2 separate regions of the Homo sapiens genome follow, and region 2 is linked to region 1. Evidence: chromatin loops called from intact Hi-C (ENCODE). Cell type or tissue: heart left ventricle. All regions are shown on one strand. Each heading gives the region's core, and the rest is flanking DNA. Links, peaks and the distances in the headings are about the cores only. Region 1 overlaps MYO18B (myosin XVIIIB). Region 2 has its middle 16 kb from the start of CRYBB2.

The links. Peaks named below come from ENCODE experiments on the same cell type or tissue, not always from the same donor. Only the 100,000 strongest peaks of a DNase experiment are listed, where the experiment ranks them.
Region 2: a loop joins it to region 1, with 4 times the contacts of the local background. A loop is called at or near these places in 19 of 110 quality-filtered maps.

What each region holds. Positions count from the first base shown.
Region 1 is chr22:25,777,366-25,782,738 of GRCh38, reverse strand. MYO18B (myosin XVIIIB) reads right to left here. Exons shown (of 44, transcript NM_032608.7): 8 at 4,958-5,156; 9 at 2,541-2,683; 10 at 905-1,005. Among named protein-coding and RNA genes, the nearest start is that of MYO18B, 38 kb to the right of the region's middle. RefSeq lists enhancers at 4,619-5,119, 5,120-5,373. In heart left ventricle, for the core only: a CTCF peak has its summit at 4,667 (motif pointing right); DNase peaks (open chromatin) are centred at 2,588 and 5,077.
Region 2 is chr22:25,233,077-25,238,449 of GRCh38, reverse strand. No RefSeq gene overlaps it. Among named protein-coding and RNA genes, the nearest start is that of CRYBB2, 16 kb to the right of the region's middle. In heart left ventricle, for the core only: a CTCF peak has its summit at 2,433 (motif pointing left); a DNase peak (open chromatin) is centred at 2,399; H3K27me3 peaks cover 2,251 bases.

The DNA.
Region 1 (5,373 bases), core at 84-5,083:
CAGACAGGTTGAGGCTGTCCTTCAGATGGGGAGGGAAGGTTGGGGAACAAACAATGGTGAGGTTAGAGCACAGTAACCACAAATTATCACCCCTCATGTGGGAAAACCCACTTTTTCCTCTCCCCGACACTTCACTAGGACCATGCCCATCCATCCAACAGAGGAGGAAACCAAGGCTCTGGGAGAGGAAGCCACATGAGCCACATGCCTAAGGATGCCCTGTAGATTTGGGGAAGGGCAGAGATGGCTTTTTAGGCCACCTCCTCCAGGAGGCCCTCCAAGATGAGGCTTGCCTGACTACCCAGCTCACTGCTCCACTCAGCTCCAGGTCCATCCTGAGGAACCTCATGTAGGCATACCCTACCATACACCCAAAGCTCCCACAAAAGTTTAGAAACTTCTGGAAGACATGGGGGTCTGCTGTCCCTCTCCCTCTTCCCATACCGCTGCCAGGGCCAGTACTGACATGCCACTATCACAGCAGACAGCCTTGACTCCCAGCATTTATAAAGAGCTGAATGTAAATTATCTCTCTTAATCCTATAAGGTCTATGCAAGGTGTTGTTTCCACATTACAAAGGAAGAAACCGAGGCTCAGGGTGGATGACATGTGACCTATAAAGAGCTGAATGTAAATTATCTCTCTTAATCCTATAAGGTCTATGCAAGGTGTTGTTTCCACATTACAAAGGAAGAAACCGCGGCTCAGGGTGGATGACATGTGACCAAAGTCACCCAGCCCATGAGCTGCGTGTACCCAGACAGCTGGAATCGGACGCCATGTTCCTAATCCCTGGGTCCCACGGCCTCTCAGTGCTGGGCAGAAGCTAAGGCTGGGCCCCCAAAGAACATGTGCCCTTTGTCGCACTGCCCTCAGCTGTCTCTTCCTGCCCCAAGTGCTCACCTGAGATCCAAGTCCAATCCAGCCAGCATCTGGGAGAAAACCAGGAAGTTACTTTCCCCTTCCGGCTGCCGTGCCACGCGGCTCTTCTCCAAAAGCATTGTCTGCAGGGAGAGAAGAGGGGCACCCAGTCAGTGCTTTGGGTACATCTGCACATGCCTGAAGTGCAGCTACCCAGAAGCCCCATTGGGGTGCCCCACTCTGATCCACTCTTTTTTTTTTTTTTTTGAGACGGAGTCTCGCTCTGTTGCCCAGGCTGGAGTGCGGTGGCGTGATCTCGGCTCACTGCAAGCTCCGCCTCCCAGCTTCACGCTATTCTCCTGCCTCAGCCTCCCGAGTAGCTGGGACCACAGGCGCCCACCACCACGCCCGGCTAATTTTTTTGTTTTTTTAGTAGAGACGGGGTTTCACCGCATTAGCCAGGATAGTGTCAATCTCCTGACCTCATGATCCACCCGTCTCAGCCTCCCAAAGTGCTGGGATTACAGGCGTGAGCCACCACGCCCAGCCTCTGATCCACTCTTCGAGACAACATCTCAGGTCCAAATTAATTTTGCTGGCAACCTCCACGTCAGAACTTCTCAATCCTTTGTCTCACTAATTCAGAGTCCACCTAGGAAATTAACTAATGCAATAGATTCATTTCAATTAAGGTATCAAAGGTAATAACAATCAAATGAGGCCACCTTCCAACATATTCCCTTTTTAATAGAAGCCTTTAATACCTTAACCCAAATAGTGATTAAGGGTAGGATTTCAGGGCCAGGACAGAAAAGGGACTTATTTGGCATGAAGGGGTTTTCCTTGAGTCTGGATATTATACCAGCTCCATGTTACAAACAACCCTTCTAATAACCTAATCCTATTTTCTGTTCAAACAGGATGTTTGAGGGAGACGGGGAGGAGTATGGGTGATTTTGGAGATAGGAACAAACAGGCCATGTGTTCGTCACACGCGGACTGCTGCAGAAGGCTGGCAAGCGTCTGTTTAATTTCAACTTGCGCTTTTAAGACCCGGCTAATGACAGCCTGAATTCTCTATTTGCTCATGAATATTTCATCCGCCTGAAAGTCTGAAGCACAGACGGGCTGGCTTGCTCCAGAAGGGGACGTTCCAGGGCACCTAGCGAGGTGGGGAGCAACTGGCCCCAGCTAGGGGATCCATGACCATTTCATTATTTTATTATTATTATTACTATTTTCTTTCTTTCTTTTTTTTTTTTTTTTTTTTTTTTTTTTTTTTTTTTGAGATGGAGTTTCGCTCTTGCTGCCCAGGCTGGAGTGCAGTGGCACAATCTCGGCTCACTACAACCTCCGCCTCCTGGGTTCAAGGGATTCTCCTGCCTCAGCCTCCCGAGTAGCTGAGATTACAGGCACCTGCCACCACACTTGGCTAATTTTTGCATCTTAGTAGAGACGGGGTTTTACCATGTTGGTCAGGCTGGTCTCAAACCCCAGACCTCAGGTGATCCACCCACCTCAGCCTCCCAAAGTGCTGGGATTACAGGCCTGAGCCACCGCCATGACCATTTCAGACACATCCTAGAGTCCCAGCTGGAGGCGTGGGCTCTGCTGAGTCCCGGGGTTAGAGACACAGCAGCCCCAAGGGCCCCCTTGCACATCCCCCGAGAGGCCTCACCTGGAGCTGAGCAGCTGTGATGCGGCCTGTAGCGTTGAAGTCCAGCGACATCACCATGGAGAACCGGGTGGCACTGCGGCTGTGGGCCATGGACACAGAGCCGAAGGCCCGGAGGACAGTGAAGGTGGCTCGGATCTTCTCCACTGTTGGGGGCAGCATGGGGCCACATGTCACTGATGGCCCAGGTGCTGCCACTGCCACCTCACACAGGTCCACCTTTTCCACGGCCCCTGCTTGGGCCAGTCCCCATCCTGGCCTCAGCCCCCGGTGGGCTTCCTGTGAGCTTCCTGCCACCCACTCCCTGCCCAACCCAACTATAAACCACATACATTTCACTGAGCACCGATTGCTGGGCTGAACCTGTACTACCAGCTCTAGTGTAGGGGAAACAAGACTCAATCTAGAAGGGCCAGGGCTAGGCACAATCTGGGTAACAGAGGCTGCCCTAGGGCTTCCCAGACCTAATGGAGCCTAGGAAGAGGTGAGGATAACATTCTAGGGCCTGCACTCACAGCTTAGAGGCAGGCTTGCAAAATCCTATAATCTCCCCACTACTATTCATTGCATACCTACAATGCAACAAGCACTGTGCTAAGCACCTCGATACAGCCTGACCTGACTTCCACCCTCAGACACATGCGATTCACAGCACAACTACATTGTGAGAGACTGTGCCTCTTCCCACTGTATCTCTAGCTTTTAGCATGAGCCAGATGTAGAGTAGGTGTTCAGCAAAACACTGGAATAACCCCAGTGGAGAAGCAGTATAGCCCAGCAGTTAAAAGAGATTGAGGATCTGCCCTTTCCTGGTTACCTGATTTGGGGCAAATTAATTAACTAGTTAATTCATTAATAATTAACTAATTAAATCTAGTCCTCATGTGGCTGTCATGAGGACCAAAAGATTTAATAATGTCACATGCTTAGAAAATATTCCAAAAGTGGAACTGTTATTATAGTTATTATTATTAGAAACACAATATTCCCTGCATCATATATTCTCAGTGGGGAGGATATTGCCCCTGAGAAGAGCAAAAACTGATTCTTAGAAGTGGTGGTAAAAAAAATTTTACTCTTTTTATGTATAAAGCACAAATACACATAAAGGAATATATAGCTTATCTGTGGTATTAACATTTCATCATAGGGGAAATGATTAAGGGGAATAAATGTCTTAAAAGGCTTTTCAGAGTGTGCAATAATGAAAAAAAGCTGAGAACACTGCCACAATGGTTAGAGTTCTACAGCCAGTAGGCCTGGGTTTGAATCTCAGCGCTAGGAGTATTTGCTGTGTGACATCAGGCAAGCTAGTTAACGTCTCTGAATCTCAATGCCTTCAATCTATAAAATATAAAATAATAATACCTACCTTATAGGGCTGTTTTAGATTAAAAAAAAAAAAGTTCAGGTTGGGCACAGTGACTCACACCTATAATCCCAGCACTTTTGAAGGCCAAGGTGGGTGGATCACTTGAGCCCAGGAGTTCTAAACCAGCCTGGACAACATGGTGAAGCCCCATCTCTACAAAAAAATACAAAAAATAAAAATAAAATAGCCAAGGGTGGTGGCGTGTACCTGTAGTCCCAGCTACTCAGGAGGCTGAGGTGGGAGGATCACTTAAGCCTTGGAGGTCAAGGCTGCAGTAAGCTGGGATCACACCACTGCACTCCAGCCTGGGTGAGAGAGTGAGACCCCGTCTCAATAATAATAATAATAATAAAGTTAGTATCCTTAGAATAGGGCCTGGTACATTAGGCTTCAGCAAGCATTTACTCTGATGGTTATTAATATTGTAGTTGTTATTATTAATTGGTACTCTTTTTTAAGGCCCAGATCAAATATCACATCCTAAAAAAAGCCCTCCTGCAGCCCTCCTCTGCGCTCCCTGAGTTTCTTCCCTAGCCTGCCCTGCCAGCACTTTTTGAAGAACATTCAAGTTTTGAACGTAGGTACAGTTCAATTTCCTCTCTGGCTATTAGCTTCTCATGAGTGTAGACTCTGCCCTTGAAGCTTCACTCTTCGAGTCCTCTGTTCAGTTCCGCAAGTTGTGCACTGCCCAAAGACACCACATCCCAGGGGTGCATCATTCACATCACACTCTCCTAGATTTGTGTACGTCTATTAGGACGATTTCCCAGCAGATGGCAGTCAAGTATCCGGTTCTAACAATGTCCATGTATGATGATTGTTCTGCAAACGGCCGTCAATGTCTTGAGGAAGGAGTACCTTATTCTAATTTCAACAAATGCATCCCAATGACCTAGGGATAGCCCTGCCCAGTAGCAAGCATGGGGTCTGCACATATCTGGTGCTCAGTGAATGCTAGCTGAATGAATATAAGAAAGCAGCTCAGCATCCCCTTCCAACTCTCCCCGTGCTGACCCCAACTCTCCATGTCACCTAGAGACCACCATACCTGAGACCCTGCCATCCACACTGCCTGCCATCCCCACCAGGTGTTCCAGGACCTGCTCACAGCAGGTGGTCTTCCCAGCGCCACTCCAGCCCAGGGCCACAATGCTCTGGTCTCTCCGCTGGTTCAGCAGCGCCCAGTATGCCCGCTGTGCCATGGAGCCAATGTGGGCAGGCAGGCCATCCCGGCGGCCCTTGGGCACCTGCAGGAAGATCACAGGTATCAGCCATCCCATCCAGCCACTGCCTAGGGAGCATTCTAAGACAGCGCCCCGCCCCAGGCCTAGGGTCCAGATCTGTGTCCCTGCCTCCAGATCTGCCTCCAGATCCCTGACTCCCTTCCTACTCGACTAGGAGGAGCCAAGCCTGTATGTCTAGTCCTGCCCCTGGCTCCCTGTGAGTCCTTGGACAACCCATGCC
Region 2 (5,373 bases), core at 165-5,164, 540 kb after region 1:
CAATTTCCTCCAGTTTCACCTGCCTGCCCACCCCCCGCCCCGCCCCCGCCACCCCCTCTGAGCTGACCTGGCCTGGGGCTGCGCCTGGACCTGATTTTCATAAAACCTCCCTCCCAGTTCTCATGCACACCCCACGGCTCAGCATCTTGGGTTCTCTCAGCTCCACTAACCAGGGGCTGCCCTAGGAGGGAGCAGGACTCCCTGGCAACAGGTGACAAGGTAGGCTTGACAGGCAGGCTCCTTTGCTTTGTGTCTCTGGTACATGGAGCAGTGGCAGCGTGGAAGAGATTCCCCAATCACTATTCAATGAATGAATGAAGAGCGAAAAGGCAACTAGGCTGTCATTTATTGAGCAACTACTTCGTGTCAGCTCGGTGACCAGGTGTCTGAGAATTACCAATGGAATAAAAACCCCCGTATGGCCCTTGGTCAGATGAGGAAAGAGAGTCTCAGAGAGGTAAGGTCATTTGCCTGCCGTCACAGGGTCAATGAGTAGGAGATCTGGGACTTGACTCCAGTCCTGCCTGACTCCAGGGGCCTCTGGCTCCACTGCCTGACTTGGGGCTGTTTTCACTGCCTCTCTTAGGGCTGCCCTGTGGCTTCCTACCTGTTTCTGCCAGACTCCAGCCCACTTCCCAGGGACTAGTCTGGCTGCTGAGTCCGGCTCTCCAACACCAAGAACTAGTTGCCCTGAAACCCAAGGCTCATACAGATGGTCAGGAGGGCCCTCCGCAGGCTGCTTAGAGACAGCGTCTGTCCACCTTCATAAGCCCACCTGCTCCAGCTGCCCGTCCCTCCACCACATCAGGCTAGGGGATGAGGTTGGGGCCTGGCTGAGTGGCTGCATCTGGGATTGAGCTGACCCTGGGGACATGACAGTGAGGAGGAGAGGAAGGAGAGAAGGTGGAGGTTGGAGAAAAGTGGGGCTGCAGAGCAGGAGAAACCATAGGACCAGGAGGAAGAGCAGGGAAAGGGCAAAGAAGAAGAGGGAAGCAGAGGAAGGGCGGCAGGAGGAAGATGGGAGTGCTCAAGAAGTTTATAGGAGCCATTGGTTTGGACTGAGCTCCTGCCCTAGGCCCCACAGACCAAACCAAAATGGAGTTGCTCGTGCTTACGTGCCACACCAGCAAGCCCAAACCAAGGTGTTTGCCCTGCCTTCCAGTTTCAGCCGATAGGAGAACGAAGTTCCCTAGGATTTAACCTTTACAACGAAAGTAACTTTGAAAGGACCATTCTGCTTTATTGTTCTCTGTGTCTTCTTCCTTCTGCCCATTGCCATCTGTAAAGAAATCTCTTCTGTTCAACTCATCTGGACACACATTCTACTTTACAGAATGAGGTGTTGCCCAATTCTAGAATGGCAAATAGAAGTCATTTAAGGGCTGGGCGCGGTGGCTCACGCCTGTAATCCCAGCACTTTGGGAGGCCGAGTCGGGTGGATCATCTGAGGTCAGGAGTTCAAAACCAGCCTGACCAATATGGTGAAACCCCCTTTCTACTAAAAATACAAAAATAAAAATAGCCGGGGGTGGTGGCATGTACCTGTAGTCCCAGCTACTCCGAAGGCTGAGACAGGAGAATTGCTTAAACCCGGGAGGTGGAGGTTGCAGTGAGCTGAGATCGTGCCACCGCACTCCAGCCTGGGTGACTGAGCGAGATTCCATCTCAAAAACAAAAACAAAAAGAAACAAACAAACAAAAGTCAATTAAGGCCTTTAAACTAAATTTGTTGTAATTTTGTGACAGGAATGAATGAGTTGGTGAATGAACATGTGGAAGGGGTTTCCATCCAGGCCATCTGGCAAACTCCTACTCCTCTTACAAAACCCAAGCCTCCTCCTCCCGGGAGCCTTCCCTGCTCCCACCCCGACCCCCACAGCCACCTCTGAGCACTTCTCACACTGCGCTCCTTTACCCAGGGCCTTGCTGTGTGCCTGGCTCTGCCCTAAACTTCACAAGCGTCATGTCCTGGACTCTTCACTGCAATCCTCTGAGCGGCACTATTATTGCTCCCATTTTAGAGGAAACTGAAGCACGGAGCGGTTGCTCTGTCACCTACCTGAGTGGCGGGCTTTGCTCCGCGGCTTCCAGTGACATCGTGAGTGAGAAAGCGCTTCGGAATCTTGGAATAACCTTCCTAAGGCAAAGAATGGTTGGTGGATTTGATTTTTTTTTCTCCCCCTCCCAACAAGTTTTGGAAAGCAAGGCTGCAGAAAGACACGGGATTCTAGAGGCCTGCCCAGGCACTGTCAGCGGCCCAGGGGCAAGACTGTCTGAGCTCCAGGCCCTCTGAGCCTCAGTTTCCCTACTGAGGGAGGCGAGGCGCGGAGGCCCCGCCCAGCGTGGGCTGCCCGCCTGTGACTGACGGCGCTTGCCTCCAATCAGGGCCTGCGCAGCTCGGGCCGCCCGGCCAGGAGCCCCGAGGATGACGTTTTGCTGACACCTGGTGGCTGCAGGGGAAGTGTCGCCTTGAGGACGGGAAGAAAGGGCCAGCGAGGACGGACAGGGCACTCTCTAGGAAAGTCACCAGGAAGGCTGGAAATCCGAGGTCAAGGCTTTGGCAGGGTCGGGTCCCTCTGGGGGCTGCGAGTGATAATCTTCTCCGTGTTTCTCTCCTAGCCTCTGGTGGGTGGCCGGCAATCTGCGGCACTCTTTGCCTTGCAGAAACATCACCCCATCATCTTCACATGACATTCTCCCTGTGTGCGTGGCTGTCTCCAAGTTTCCCATTTTCATAGACACCAGTCACATTCCATTAGGGGCCCACACTACTCCAGTGTGATCTACTCTTAAAATAACTAATTACATTTGGCCGGGCATGGTAGCTCACACCTGCAGTCACAGCACTTTGGGAGGTGGAGACGGGAGGATTGCTTGAGGCCAAGAGTTCGAGACCAGCCTGGGCAACACAGTAAGACACCCCCCCACCCCCCAAATCTCTACATAAAATAAAAAATAAAAAAGTTAGCAGGTGTGGTCACACACGCCTGCGGTCTCAGCTTCTCCAGAGGTTGAGGCAACAGGATCACTTGAAAGCCCAGGAGTTGGAGGCTGCAGTGAGATATGATTGTGCCACCACACTCCAGCCTGGACAACGGAGTGAGACCCTATCGCATAAAAAAAACTGCACTTGCAATGACCCAGTTTCCAAATAAGGTCACATTCTCTAAGGTATTGAGGATTAGGATTTCAGCATATGAATTTGGGGGGTTCTCATTCAACCCATAATAATCACCATTGCTCTACTCTCCAACTATTACAATCCCCCCAGAGTGAGAGCTTCTAGGGGCAGGGAATCTGTTTTACTTTGTATCCCTACTCTGCCCAGTTCCAGGAGTGAAATAGGCACTCAATAGATATTGATTGAAGAATCAATGAAGAAATGGATGAGAGTAACATTTATTTAGCACTTACTAATTTCCACCTTTATGATAATCATTTTAACCACTTTAACAGGGTTTTCCATGTGCCACCCCCCCCCCCATCTCTGCATTCCAGCCACCACCGTGCCTTTGTGGAGTTTCTCAGAGCTACCAGGCTCCTCCCACCACAGGGCCTTTGCACGTGCCACTGTCATCAGGACACTCTTCTTTGGCCTCTTTACCCTTGCAACTTCTACTCCTCCTTGAGATCTCAGCTCGAGTCTTTTCCTCAAGGAAGTAGCTTAGACTTGTGCAGATTCTGTTTTTTAACTTTTATTTTAGGTTCGGGGATACATGTGCAGGTTTGTTATAAACTAGTGCCATGGGGGTTTGCTGTAGATTATTTCATCACTCAGGTACTAAGCCAAGTATCCAAATAGGCACTCAATGGGTATTGATTGAAGAATGAATGAAGAAATAGATGATAGTAACATTTATTGAGCACTTACTGGTTTTTTTTAACATTATTTATTTATGTATTTATTCATTTATTTTTGAGATGGAGTCTCACTCTGTCGCCCAGGCTGGAGTGCAGCGGCTCGATCTCGACTCACTGCAACCTCTGCCTCCTGGGTTCAAGCAATTCTTCTGCCTCGGCCGCCCGAGTAGCTGGGATTACAGGTGCCCGCCACCACACCCGGCTAATTTTTTGTATTTTTAGTAGAGATGAGGTTTCACCGTGTTAGCCAGGATGGCCTCGATCTCCTGACCTCATGATCTGCCCACCTCCGCCTCTCAAAGTGCTGGGGTTACAGGCATGAGCCACCTTGCCCTGCCTTTTTTTTTTTTTAATATTTTAAGTTCTGGGATACATGTGCAGAGCGTGCAGGTTTGTTACACAGGTATACATGTGCCATGGTGGTTTGCTGCACTCATCAACTCGTCATCTAGGTTTTAAGCCCTGCATGCATTTGGTATTTGTCCTAATGCTCTCTCTCCCCTTGTCCCCCACCCCATGACAGGCCTCTGTGTGTGATGTTCCCCTCCCTATGTCCATGTGTTCTCATTGTTCAACTCCTACTTATGAGTGAGAACATGTGGTGTTTGGTTTTCTGCTTCTGTGTTAGTTTGCTGAGAATGATGGTTTCCAGCTGCATCCATGTCCCTGCAAAGGACATGTACTCATTCTTTTTTATGGCTGCATAGTATTCCATGGTGTATATGGAGCACTTATTGGTTTCTACCTTTATGATAATCATTTTAATCACTTTAGCTCATTCAACAAGGTTTTCCACTTTTCCAAATGTGAGGGGATGCTTCTAAGTGGAGTCCTGAAAGGTCAAGAATACCTAAAACATTCCTGAAGAATCATATTATAGGGCAGTGGTCCCCAAATGTTTTGGCACCAGGGATCGATTTTGTGGAAGACAGTTTTTCATGGGCTGTGGGCAGGGGACACATTAGATTCTCATTGGAGCATGCAACCTAGATCCTTTCCATGTGCAGTTCACAATAGGGTTTGCACCCCTATGAGAATCTAATGCTGCCGCTGGTCTGACGGGAGGCGGAGCTCAGGCTGTAATCCCCACCTCCTGCTGTGCAGCCCCCATTCCAGGCCACCGGAGGCCCGGGGGTGGAGGGCCTATAAAATCACCCCACCTGTGGGGAAGGGGATAGATCAGCAAGGTGACACTGCACCACAGTGCAGGAAATGGACCCCTTCATGAATGATTTTAGGACACTGGACGTCCAAAGTGGAAAAAAAAGAAAAAGAAACTGAATCTCTACCATACACTACATACAAGAATCAGCTCCAGAGGGATTAAGAACGCAAATGTGAAGAGCAAAAGTTTTAAAAGTTTAGGGGAAGAAAATATATTGGAGAATTTCTTTGTAACCAGGGATTAGAAAGAATTTCTTCAAGGTTGGCCAGGGGCAGTGGCTCATGCCTGTAATCCCAGCACTTTGGGAGGCTGAAGCAGGCGGATCACAATTTCAGGGGTTCAAGACC